Linked DNA regions of Homo sapiens: region 2 is linked to region 1. The links are chromatin contacts, found by Hi-C or POLR2A ChIA-PET in ENCODE. All regions are on one chromosome and are shown on one strand. Each heading gives the region's core, a stretch centred on a gene start or an enhancer-like site at or near the end of the contact. The rest is flanking DNA. Distances are from core to core; before and after follow the strand shown.

Region 1 (6,428 bases), core at 2,712-5,211:
CAACATGTTGGCCAGGCTGGTCTTGAACTGCTGACCTCAAGTGATTCACCTGCCTTGGCCTCCCAAAGTGCTGGGATTACAGGTGTGAGGCACCTCACCTGGCTCAGAGGCCCTGGGCTTTCTTGGGAGGTAAAACCCATATGTTCTCTCTGTCTCAGCTGGGAGGGCTGGGGCTCTGAGGCCCATCCATGTGACTCCATGGCCGCAGGTGCTGTCTGGACGAGGTCTGGACAACCTTGTCTGGCGGGGACAGCGCCTCTTCCTGCCCCTGCCCTCGGTGGGGAAGGAGGGGTTCTGACTCTGAGATCTCATTTCCTTTAGGGAAATTCACGGAATTTCTGCAATTCTTCTGCTGAGATGTGGCCAAAATAAATCCTTGTGTGCAAATGGTGTTTTGGGGGAATTCTAATTTTTATGATAACTTTTATAGTAAGTGGCACCTTCGAAGCTGTCTAGGAGCAGAGCTGAATGGACTGTTTATGAATTTTGGCACAAAGAATGATCAGGCTTTTGGAATTATCTTACTGAGGAAGATAGGAGCAGCCTGGGGATCAGCTCATTTGAGCCCAAATTTCCTCTCTGGCACCCTCCCCACCTGCCCCAGAAGGTGGGAAATCCTAGTGAACGGGTCCATTTCTTCACCTTCCTCCAGTGTAGCCCAGGCACCTACCTCTGGGCGTCTTGGGAACATAAATTCTCATGGACCCTCAGACCGCCAGGACTTTGTATGAGTGGTGGGTTCTATAACCAGCTGTAGCAATAAATGTTGAATCCATTTATGGTATCATCATTTTGCTGTTACAGATATAAAAATCCTGTATCTTTCATTCTTTTTTTTTTTTTTTTTTTTTTACATTATACTTTAAGTTCTAGGGTACATGTGCACAACGTGCAGGTTTGTTACCTATGTATACATGTGCCATGTTGGTTTGCTGCACCCATTAACTCGTCATTTACATTAGGTATATCTCCTAATGCTATCCCTCCCCCCTCCCCCCACCCCACAACAGGCCCCGGTGTGTGATGTTCCCCTTCCTGTGTCCATGTGTTCTCATTGTTCAATTCCCACCTATGAGTGAGAACATGTGGTGTTTGGTTTTTTGTCCTTGCGATAGTTTGCTGAGAATAATGGTTTCCAGCTTCATCCATGTCCCTACAAAGGACATGAACTCATCCTTTTTTAATGGCTGCATGGTATTCCATGGTGTATATGTGCCACATTTTCTTAATCCAGTCTATCACTGATGGGCATTTGGGGTGGTTCCAAGTCTTTAATTCTAAGATAGAAAACACACTAAAATCTGTGAGTGTTTTCCTAACTGGGCAGCAAAGCCCCGGCTGACCTGGAGCGCGTTGCCTGGGGGTGATCCCGTCACCCAGCCGAGGTGACGGCTCCCACCTCTCTTTGCAGGGGTGGGTTTGATGCCGTGCACTCCCAAGGGCCCAGAGTATGGGTGCAGTAACACTCACTGCTTTTTAAAACATTTTTTATTTTTAATTATTATGGATACATAATAGTTGTACCTATTTATGGGGTACATGTGATTTTTTTAAAATTTATTTTATTGAAGTAAAATATGCATATATCATTTACCATCTTTACTATTTGTGGGCATAGAGTTCAGAAATATAGTCTTCTTCCCTTTTATCCTTGCTTTTCCCCACCCCTCCCCTTCCATACCTCTGATAATTGCAGTTCTCGTCTCTATGAGATCAACTCTGTTAGCTCCCACGTATGAGTGAGAACAGGCAATGTTTCTCTTTTTATGCCTGGCTTATTTCTTATTTCTTTTTCCATACAGAGTTTTGCTCTGTTGCCCAGGCTGGAGTGCAATGGCCCAGTCTTCGCTCACTGCAACCTCTGCCTCCCGGGTTCAAGCGATTCTCCTGCCTCAGCCTCCTGAGTAGCTGGGATTACAGGCACCCACCACCACGCCTGGCTAAATTTTTTTATTTTTAGTAGAGATGGGGTTTCACCATGTTGGCCAGGCTGGTCTCAAACTCCTGACCTCAGGTGATCCTGCCCTCCTGGGCCTCCCAAAGTGCCGGGATTACAAGCATGAACCACCACGCCCATATGCCTGGCTTATTTCACTTAACAGTAAAGCACTTTCATCCCCATTGCCACAAATGATGGGGTTTTCTCCTTTATGGGTGAACGGTGTTGTGTTGTGGGCGTGCACCACGTTTTCTTTGTCCATTTATCCGCTGACGGGCGCTGATTCCACACTGGGCTGTTGTGATGGGGAGTGAATGTAGGAGTGCGGAGGTCTCTTTCTGCCGATTCCCTTTCTCGGGGTATATGCCCAGCAGTGGGGCTGCTGGCTTGTGGGGGAGTTCTATGCATGTCATAGTCTCATACAAGCATGCAATGCATCATGATAAAATCAGGGTAAGTAGCATATCCATCACCTCAAGAACAATCATCTCTTTGTGTTAGGAACACTCCAATTTTACTCTTTTAGTTATTTTGAAATATTATTTTGAATATATATTATGTATATATTATTATACATTATGTATAATATGAATTATATATGTATTATACATATCGTATACAATGTTATACATTATGTATAACATTATTATATATTATTAAACATTATTATACATTATTAACTGTAGTCGCTCCATAGTATCACTCATCCCTGGATTTTATTCCTTCTATCTCAAACTGTTTTTTACCCATTAACCATCCTTCTTTACACCCCTGCTTCCTTCTACTTTTCCCAGCCTCTGGTAACCATCATTCTGTTCTCTGTCTCCACGAGATCAATCCTAACTCTGTCTTCATGAGATCAATTTTTTATTTAAGCTTAAATGTATGAGTAAGAGATTGCAGTATTTGTCTTTCTGTGCCTGGCTTATTTCACCTAATTTCTGCCTGTTCCATCCATGTTGCTCAGAATGACAGGATTCATTCTTTTTTATTGGCTGAATAATATTCCATTGTGTATCAAGATGTGGAATCAGTCTAAGTGGCCATCAGTGGGTGCGTGGATAAAATGTGGCGTATATACGCAATGGAATATTTTTAAGCCATTAGAAAACCTGCTTTTTAAAATCCCAAGTCTTCTGAGTCCTGGCCTGCCTCTCAGACCTGGGTTTTGGGTGAGCCATCGTGGGCCTGCAGGACGTACTGCAGTGACTGTGGATGCATAAATCAACCTTTCATTTCTGTGTGCTCATCTGTGCAGTAGAAATGGTGTTTGCCCTCCTGTCTCCCTGGTAGAAAGGACTTGGAAAAGTCTGAGACTAACGGGGCAGAGGAGCTGTTTGACTGCTTTTCAGGGATGAGACGCGCATGCCTTTGACTCCATGGGTGTGTGGCCAGGTAGGGAAACGGGGTCTGCACCTGAACACATCTATTCACAGATGGCTCTGCACTGAAGAGGCTCAGCCCCCTCCCCGGCCTGGTCTCTGCGTCATACCCACAGGCTGGGCTTCTCTCTGAGTGTCAGGGCGATGGCATCTGGGGTGGGCAATTCTTGGTGGGCGGTCCTTTGACTCTCAGGATGCGGAGCAGCACCCCTGTGTCCACCTACCCCATAGTCATGACAGTCAAAGATGTCCTTACAGTATCTCCAACATCGGCGAACGTCCTATGGGGGGAAAATCACTCTTTTGGGGGACCGCTGTTCTAGACCTATTTGGGCTCAAATTGAGGGGATATTATGTTTTATTTTTTTAAGGATGACTCAGTAATTTATCCAACAGATTTTTTTCACCTATACTCTAGTTTCTAACCTAGAGCTCTCTGGGTTACCAACAGACCAGGACAGTTAAACAGGTTACTATTAATTAAAGGGGTTTGTTTTTTCCTTCAGTAGTGCATGTGTGAAGAAAGTATTAACCTGGGAACAGTGGCGTTTCTGCTGAAAGCCTGGCCTTCATCGAGGGACCTCTGCTGTCTGGCCGCTGCTTGAGCTCCTATAAACCTGGGCCAAGCCTACGTGTGAAGCATGCCAAGCCTTGGGCTGCATTCCAGGGAGACTCGGGGAGGGTTTGCCAGTTAACCCATTCCTTTCTACCTGGTGAACCAATTGTTGCTTCTTTCTTTTTTCTCTTAAGCTAAGGTTTTTCCTTAGAAGCCTACAAATGGCTTTAGCTTCTTGGAGATGATGATACTAAGTATATCAGATGCTTTGACCCAAAGGCCATGCCCAGGGTAAACTACCCTGGCTCTGGTGGGTCCAAACCAAGCTGGGGCGAGTCAGTTGGTTAATCCAGGGCTGCCACTGTGTCTGCAGGAAACAGTCGGCTCCTTGCATTTGGTTTCATTCATGAATTTCATATCCTGTTGTTGAATATTCTTCTGCAGATTTCAGAAATTGTTCATATTATTATAGCTCTTCAAATATGACTCACTTAAGATTCTTGCCGAGCACCGTGGCTCATACTTGTAGTCCCAGTACTTTGGGAGGCTGAGGCGGATGGATCCTTTGAGGTCAGGAGTTAAAGACCAGCGCGGCCAACATGACGAAACTCCGTCTCTACTAAGAACACAACAGGTAGCTGGGCGTGGTGTAATCCTTGGAAGGCTGAGGCTTGAACTCAGGAGGTGGAGGTTGCAGTGAACCTAGATTGCGCCACTGCATTCCAGCCTGGGTGACAGAGCGAGACTGTGTCAAAAAAGAAAAAGAAAAAAGTCTTTTATCTTAATTTTTTGTTTGTTTTAAAGTTTGGTTCTGCTCTAGACAGCTGTTTGTAAACAATATCAGAGCTGTCTTTGTCATAGTCCACACCCTAAAGAAAGGCTAGGAATAATTCTGATCATTTTATCGCTAGTTTTTTCCATGATTAAAAATAACACATTCAAAAGGTGTCAGATAAGTGATGCCTTTTTATGTTGAAAGGATAAAGGGTGTTGGTACAGCATCAGCATCCAGCCTCTGGTCTTCCCAGATGTGCTGCCATGGAGCCTGTGCCACCTGACCCCCGCCACCGGCCCCCAAGCTTAGCTCAGGTGCCCGAGGGTCTCCATCTCCCCATGGCCCCCGGTCAGCAGCCCTGTCCCTGCACCCAGACTGGCCAACCCTTCTGAGCTTGAAATATCAGCATGTGATCTTAGCTTCCCTTGTTTCAGCCCTGAGCATTACAGCTTGACTTACTATACCAATAAACAAACCATTAACTTATCAATGAATTGATTGGCATCATGCTTCCCTTCTTTAGTTGGTCTCGTGGAGGTAGAGAGGAGGATGTAGATAGCAGAGGCTGGGAAGGGGGTGTGGACAGGAGGGGATGCAGAGAGGTGGATGGGTGCAAACATATGCTTAGATAGGAGTAGGTTCCAGTGTTGATAGCGGAGTAGGCTGGCTGTGTTAGCAACAGCGTATTATATTAATGTATTTCAGAGCAGCTGGGGGAGAGGACTGGAAATGTTCTGAATGGGTTGAAGTTAAAAATACCCAGGGTGACAGACACCCCAGTACCCTAATTTGGTCATTACAGGTTCTGTGCATGCAACAGATACTCACATGTACCCCACAAATATGTAAAATTATATGTGTCAATAAAATTGAAAAAATATGGGGGAAAAAAACCTTTCCCTTCCTGATAGAAACCCTTCATTCTTCATTAGCCATAGGAAATATTTCTTTTGGGTTAAAATGAAGCTCCTGCTTTTACAATTTTTAAAGTGAGAAATCTCACACTTGTGACCCAAAATAAACACCTTTTCCCCAGAAGTGCTGGTGCTCCCCTGTCTGAGGAAAGGGGTGTGGGGGACCTCTCCTAATCTGGAGGATGCCTGAGCTGCTGGGATGTGTAGATGGGGGTGGCCACGGAAGCCTGAGCTCCTGGGATGTGTGGATGGGGGTAGGGGGGTGGCCATGGAAGCCTGAGCTCCTGCTCCTGGGATGTGTGGAAGGGGGTGGCCACAGAAGCCTGAACTCCTGGGATGTGTGGATGGGGGTGACCACGGAAGCCTGAGCTCCCGCTCCTGGGATGTGTGGAAGGGGCTGGCCGTGGAAACTAGTTGGCAAGACAAAGAGCAGGTGACAGCATTGGCCCTGACTTCTGGGACTGTGTCTGATTTTTTTTTTTTTAAATCTCTGTCTCACCCCTCCCATCCCTGACTGTCACCCCCACCTTCCCCCAACAGTGTTGAAAGACCAAGCAAGGTTGTCCACATCCCGTTCAGTCACATCTCTTTGATGTTTTAAACATAACTATTTCTGCCCATTAACTTCCTTGAAGTGAAAACTACTCAACCACTCCACTTCTGTCTAAAAATAAGTGATGCTTGAGCACAGCACTGTGCAGTTTCTTACGTGTAGCTGTTCCCGACCTGACTCTACAGGGTCTTTACCAGAGCCCATGCCTTCCACTAACACGCGTGCGTGCTCACCGAGCTGGCTGACTCCTAGAAGACCAGTTGAGGTGGCCTGGTTCTGCTCTGCACTCCCTGCCTATCGTTGGAACAT
Region 2 (6,428 bases), core at 1,441-3,940, 1.7 Mb after region 1:
TGCTTTCAAGAGTCCTAAACAAAGGGGAATTTGAAATAACAAATTTGAACACAGTCAATATGCAAACACATAACTCATAAGAAGGCATATTGATATTAAAATTTTAAAGTGTAAAGGTGCTATAGATATCTCGGCCAAGTTATCTCTGACTTTTTCAATGATATTTACAAATCTGTCAATTGGTATGCTTTAAATATTTTTTAATCCATTCTTATGGTTACTTATTAATAACTTTTATAAACTTTATAGTATATAAAATGAATTCAAATTTCCTTATCATGTTGAATATAAGTTCTGGTTTCCCAGTTCCATCTTCAAGATAGCTGATTGACAGTATATGACTAAGAAATAGGACTATAATTGCTAATGGTTTGCTTTTTTATATAGGAAACAATACAAATGAAGATTAGAATTTTTACTATTTTTTTAACAAAATTAGCAAATCATGCACTTACAGACTCAAACACAAGCCTAAGTAAGTAGACAAGCATTTATTGTATCCACTGTACAATTCTTTCTCACCATTACGGAAATTAGCTTATTCCTGGATGGTTCAAAAGCTTCCTAAACACATGGAATTTAGATAATTACAAAAGGTTTTTATAATGGAGCCTCTTTTGCAAATCAATATAAAATTGTTAGCTGACCTGGAAGGGGGCACGGACCGGAAAGCCATTTGTTTTAATGGAGTCTTAAGAAAACTGCATAAAAAAGAATATGCTGTTAACGTCTTCCTAATAAATCAAAACAAGAGACTATTTGTAATATAGTAAATGTAACTTTGAGAAAATTTAATTATATTTTTTTAAAAGAATAATCCTGAATGTTGACTTGGAAACCACAGATTTCAGAACTTGCCTCTATATTACCAATATTTCTTTTCATTGATGCTCTAACCTCTAAAAACTAATAGTAAATGATACATCAAAATGCTAACCAACCTACAAAACTGAGTACTCCAATGTTTCTGAGAATTATTTGGGATATAAATTTAAAGCTCATATATGAATAAAATTATAATAAACTCATTCTGCAAGATTATGTATTAATCCAAATAAAATATATATTTGATTTTTGAAAATGTCACAACTTTAAAGAATTAAAATTTACATAAGATGAGAGAGGTTTTAATACACAGTTTAAACATTTGGAGGCTGAAATTAACTTTGATTCCAGCATTTTTTGCTTTCTGATTTCAAATAATTATGACGTTTAAAAATAATCAAAATATCTCAAAGTAATATTTTATGTTATAATTGGTTTGTTTTTACTTTGCCGTGAATTAGTATACTAGTTACAAAAATGGAAGCTGATTGGAAAAAAATAGAAAAATGTCTTAAAAACTTTTTGAGGGGTCATTTATTTTTTTAAGAAGTAACATGTATCTAATGCTGTCTTGGATACACTAAAAAGCACTTAAGACATATGTGAATTCACTTAATAAAATTGTTTTCCATATAAATATTATTTAAACTCCCTAAAATATTGTCTTTTTCTTTTCTTATTAAGGTATAAAATTTCTTTGCCTATTTCTAGAATTAATAAACAAGTTGCTATGAGCAACTTGGGAGAAACACAATAAGATTCTTTAAAAACTTTTTTTTCCGTTTCTTTTTTTAAGTTTTCCTGTTGGCCTGACTCATTGTGCTCTCACATCCCTTTGAAACCATATGGGGAAGTAATAAAGTGTGTCTCTTCTTCCAAAGATATGCACTGTTTATTAACTGACTAAGGGAAATACTATGAGCTCATTACTATTTGTCATACATGGTCATTCAATCACATTGAGCAACAGACAAGACCAGGAAACACCCGTGTAAAAGGACAATGGATAATGGGCAGTTTAACAGTTTAATTTTTTATGAGAAAAAAAAGAAGTTGAATATGACCTTAGATAAAATACAAAATACAGCAATAGTAACACTGCTGGCCATTTCTATTCAACAACAAACTCTCTGTTCTCTGCAGAGACTAGGAGGCAGGTACAGGATTCTGCCTACAAATAACTTTCTTTCTTTAGCACCAAATTGTGCCCAGTGTAGCACCACTTATTGTCCAAAGAATTAAAAGCCTTCAGCAGCAGATATTATTATTGTCTTTCAAAGATCTCCTTCCTGGGAATTCCATCACATGTAAACATATGCTTAAGGATTTAGCTCCATCTACAGGAAGCAGAAAATAAAACAAATTATTTGTAAATACAAAGTCCTCTCTGCACACATCCATTTAGATAAGATTGTTTTTGCTTCTTCCAAATGATGCTTTTGGCTGAGAAAGTTCCAGCGGAGAAAGGAGAGCAGTTAGAGTAGGAAATGGGCATATGACTCATCCATTCCTGGGGTTTTGAATCAGAAGAAAATCTGATTCTACTTCATTAAATAAATTTCTATAAAAAGCAGCCATTTATAAAACATGACTTATGAAACATATTGCCAAGGAGGAAGCCTCTCCCAGGATTTTGCAGGGATTTATCAAACAAGAGTCCCTGAATGTTAAAGTTTCAGATAATTCTGTCTCTGGATGTGGGTTTCATTCCCCTTCTTCCCCATAAACTTCCTATCCTCTGAGAATATGTGCCACCCCCCATAACTGTGTCCACTGAGCCAGATCCCAGGACAAAGGGTGTCAAGGAGGGTTGGAGGAGATGGCTTGGGAAAACCTGCCAATATCCTTTCTCAAAACAATGGCAGAAATCTGGGTGCTGTCTTCTTTCCTGCTCCACATTAATTGACAATAAACATAGCTATTTACTTAAGAGGAAAGCGGAAACTCAGAAATGGTTTGGTCACCAAAAACCACAAATGAAATATTCCATTTTCCCCAAAGTCATATTTATCCACTCTTAAACAACCTTCTAAAGAAGAGCGCATCGTTAGTTGGACATGTTAGTCAAGCCACGTCCTTGCCATGGAATGTTCTTCAGAGCATTGAGTGGAGATCATGTACCTCCACATTCCCGGAAGCATATGCCTCATGTTTCTTCATTGAATAATTCAAATCTAAAATTAGGGGTAAAATGCTCTATTGTACAAAGATGCTGCCTTGTTTATATACCCAATTTCCATTTCTAAATAAATGTACAGTAGCTCTGAATGAAGAAACTGCGTTTGGGTTAATCCTTTGTACCAAGAATAATGACTAGGCTCCAACCTCAATCCTGCATGAGTTTATACTGAAACTTCACCATGTGTATGAAACTATACTTACTCATCAAATCATTTTATTCCAGAGTAAGGAGAAGATCTGCCACAAAGAGAAACACCCAACTCTACCCCAGAGATGCTACAATTCTCAAATTCCATAAATTAGATGTTTTTCAGCCTCAAGCCTTTCAAGTCTCCTTCAGATTTCTATTACTTTTGCGTGAACGATAAACTCATAAAATGTAAGGTTCTGCTCTATTAAATAATGCATTATGGATGTCATATGATTTTGTAAAAGCTTCATAACATTTCTAAGCAAATAAATTATAGAAACTCTGGGTAAAGGTAGTAGATTAGACACATGCTCGCCTATGTCTGCTCCTTCCACAAATCCTAAGGAAATTATAGAGAAGAAGTATAAATTCACAGACAGGTGACTGAAAGGAGAGGCTGCAGTGGATGAGATACATTAACAAATATTTGGGCGGGATGGTGGAAACCGACTTAGCGGAACAAAGGAAGCTGAATCCTAAGAGAATTTTTCACTGAAGAATGGGGAAAGATAAAAAACGAGAGGTTCTGAGTTTTGCAAATGCAGTGATCAGATGGGGTTCAAAACCAGGAGGGCCAATTGACAGGTGGAATAAATAGTGATCGGGCATCCAGGATTCCTTCTCTGAGTTTTTAAATGTTTTCTAATTGATGTATAATAGATGTACACACTTTCAGGATACATGTGATAATTTATTGCATTCACGTAATCAATAAAGATAAAAGCAGCGCAATTAAGATGCCTATCACCTTGAATATTTGTCTTTTCTTTATGCTAGAAATATTTAAATTATTCTTTTCTAGATATTTTGAAATATACAATAATTATTGTAGACTATAATCAGCCTACTAATCTATCAGTCTTATTTATTTTATCAAACTGTATATTTGTAGCCATTAATCTGAGACTAGTAACCATACCTCCCCAACACAGAAAGAAATTGATTCAGAGAGATTATACACTGGGACATGTGAGGCACAGTGGTGGGTGATGCTTAGGCATTAAAACCAGGAGAATTAGGTTAAACTTTATAAACTTCACTGCAGAAAATGGAAGCAGAAGGAATACTTCCCAGTACCTTTTATGAGGCCAGAATTACTTTAACACCAAAGCCAGATTAAAATCATTACAGAAGAATAAACTAGACTCCAACATGTCTTATAATTATAGCTCAACAGAATATTAGTGAGTCAAAGCCAACAATGTATTTTTTGAAATACACTACAACCAAGTGGGATCATTTCATACCTGAAGTAAAGTATACAAAAGAATGATTCAACATTCAAATATCAATCAATGTCATCCATCATGACAACAAGCTAAGAAGAAAAATCATATGCTCATATCAATAGATGCAGAAAAAACATTTGACGAACCTCACAACCATTCAAAATAAAAATTCTCAGCAAACTAGGAATAGAGGGGAACCTTTTCAACTTGATAAGAAGATATCTACCAAAAACCTACAGCTAATATCATACCTAATGGTGAGAAACTTAATGACTTTCCCTTAAGATTAGAAATGGCAAGGATGTCCTCCCATACGATTTCACTTGACATCATGCCCAAAATGCTAACTAGCACAAAAAGACAAAAAAGTGTAATTGAAAATATACAAATGGGAAAGGAAGACATAAAACTGTCACATGAATGACTCTGTAGATTTAAAAAATATATATATATAAGTAACAAATGAGTATATCACGGTCACAGGGAACAATATTAACATATATAATTATTTTGTATACTAGGAGTAAACAATTGGAATGTAAAATGTAAAAAAGGAATACAATTTACTATTGCACCAAAAGAATGAACTCTTTTGTTAGAACAAATCTAACAAAATATTTAAGTATCTACATGTGGAAAACTACAAAATTGATGAAAGAAATCAAATGACATTTAAATAAATGAAGAAATATTTCATGTTCAAAATCCCAGCAAGTTATTTGTTAGATATCACCAGCCTGATTCAAAAGTATGAAGAAATGCAAAAAATCTAGAATTGTCCTCTAATGAAGAAGAATGAAGTTAGAAGATTCAAATCATCCAATTTCAAGATTCGCTATAAAGTTTATTGTAATCAAGACAGCGTGGTTTCAAAAACAGAATAAACACATTCATCAATGAACAGAATATGAAGCCAAGCAATAGATCCAAACACATTCACTTAATTCTTTATGTTGGCCTAAAGGTAATTCAATGAAGACACAGGCTTTTTAAACAAATTATGTTGGAACGGTTGCACACCTATTTCCAAAAAAAAAAACCTAGACACAGACTGTACAATTTTCACAAAAATTAACTCAAAATGGGATATAAAAGCATAAGAATGACATAATGGACTTTGAGGACTCAGGGGAAAAGGATGAGAAGGAAGTGAGGGATAAAAAACTGCAAATTGGGTGAAGTGTATACTGCTTGGGTGATGGGTGCACCAAAATCTCACAAATAACCACTAAAAAACTGATGTAATCAAATACCACCTGTTCTCCAATAACCTATGGAAATAAAAAATTAAAATACCAATTAACTCAAAATGATGCATAAACATAAATGTAAAATACAAAGGTGCAAAACTTCTGAAAGAAAATGCAGAAAATCTACCTGACCTTCTGTTTGATAAAAGTTTCTAAATACAGCTCCAAAAGCATGATCCATTCACACTCAAAAAAAGATTCATAGGTCAGGCATTATTAAAATTAAAAATGTCTGCTCTGCAAATGGCATTTAACAGAATAAAAATGGAAGCCCAAGAAAATGAGTAACTATTTGCAAAACACATATGTGATAAAAACACTTGACTCTAATATATACGACACTCTTAAAATTCAACAATAAGAAAACTAATGCCTCAATTAAGAAATGGGGCTGGGCATGGTGGCTCATGCCTGTAATCCCAGCATTTGGGGAAGTCGAGGCGGATGGATTGCCTGAGGTCAGGAGTTTGAGACCAGTCTGGCCAACATGGTGAAACCCCGTCTCTACTAAAAATAAATAAATAAATAAATAAATAAATAATTAGCCAGGCATGGTGGCATGCTCCTGTAATCCCAGCTACTCAGGCGGCTGAGGCAGGGGAATTGCTTGAACCAGGGAGGTCGAGGTTGGAGTGAGCTGAGATCACACCACTGCACTCCAGCCTGGGCGACAGAGCAAGAGTCTGTTAAAAGAAAAAAGAAAAAAGAAAAGAAATGGGCAAATTTGAACGAATACCTCAGCAAGGGTAAAAG

The links. Hi-C counts contacts between places; a loop is a spot of excess contacts on that map. ChIA-PET counts read pairs that join two places held with the same protein, here RNA polymerase II (POLR2A).
Region 2: a map of endothelial cell of umbilical vein shows a loop between it and region 1 (4-fold over the local background). The contact joins two enhancer-like sites. A Hi-C loop is called at or near these places in 1 of 168 maps with a recorded cell type or tissue (endothelial cell of umbilical vein). POLR2A ChIA-PET finds 5 or more read pairs at or near these places in 1 of 52 experiments (PC-3).

The regions. Positions count from the first base shown.
Region 1 is chr10:3,087,155-3,093,582 of GRCh38, forward strand. All of the region lies in intron 2 of PFKP (phosphofructokinase, platelet), which reads left to right. Among named protein-coding and RNA genes, the nearest start is that of PFKP, 23 kb to the left of the region's middle. RefSeq lists enhancers at 3,517-4,716, 4,197-4,396, 5,251-6,048, 6,018-6,137. Within about 2 kb of position 3,962, at least 20 of the 41 ENCODE cell types and tissues checked have a DNase peak (open chromatin) inside an H3K27ac peak, as active enhancers do; they include PC-3 and endothelial cell of umbilical vein, where a contact is called at or near this core.
Region 2 is chr10:4,769,206-4,775,633 of GRCh38, forward strand. No RefSeq gene overlaps it. Among named protein-coding and RNA genes, the nearest start is that of AKR1E2, 54 kb to the right of the region's middle. Within about 2 kb of position 2,691, at least 9 of the 41 ENCODE cell types and tissues checked have a DNase peak (open chromatin) inside an H3K27ac peak, as active enhancers do; they include PC-3 and endothelial cell of umbilical vein, where a contact is called at or near this core.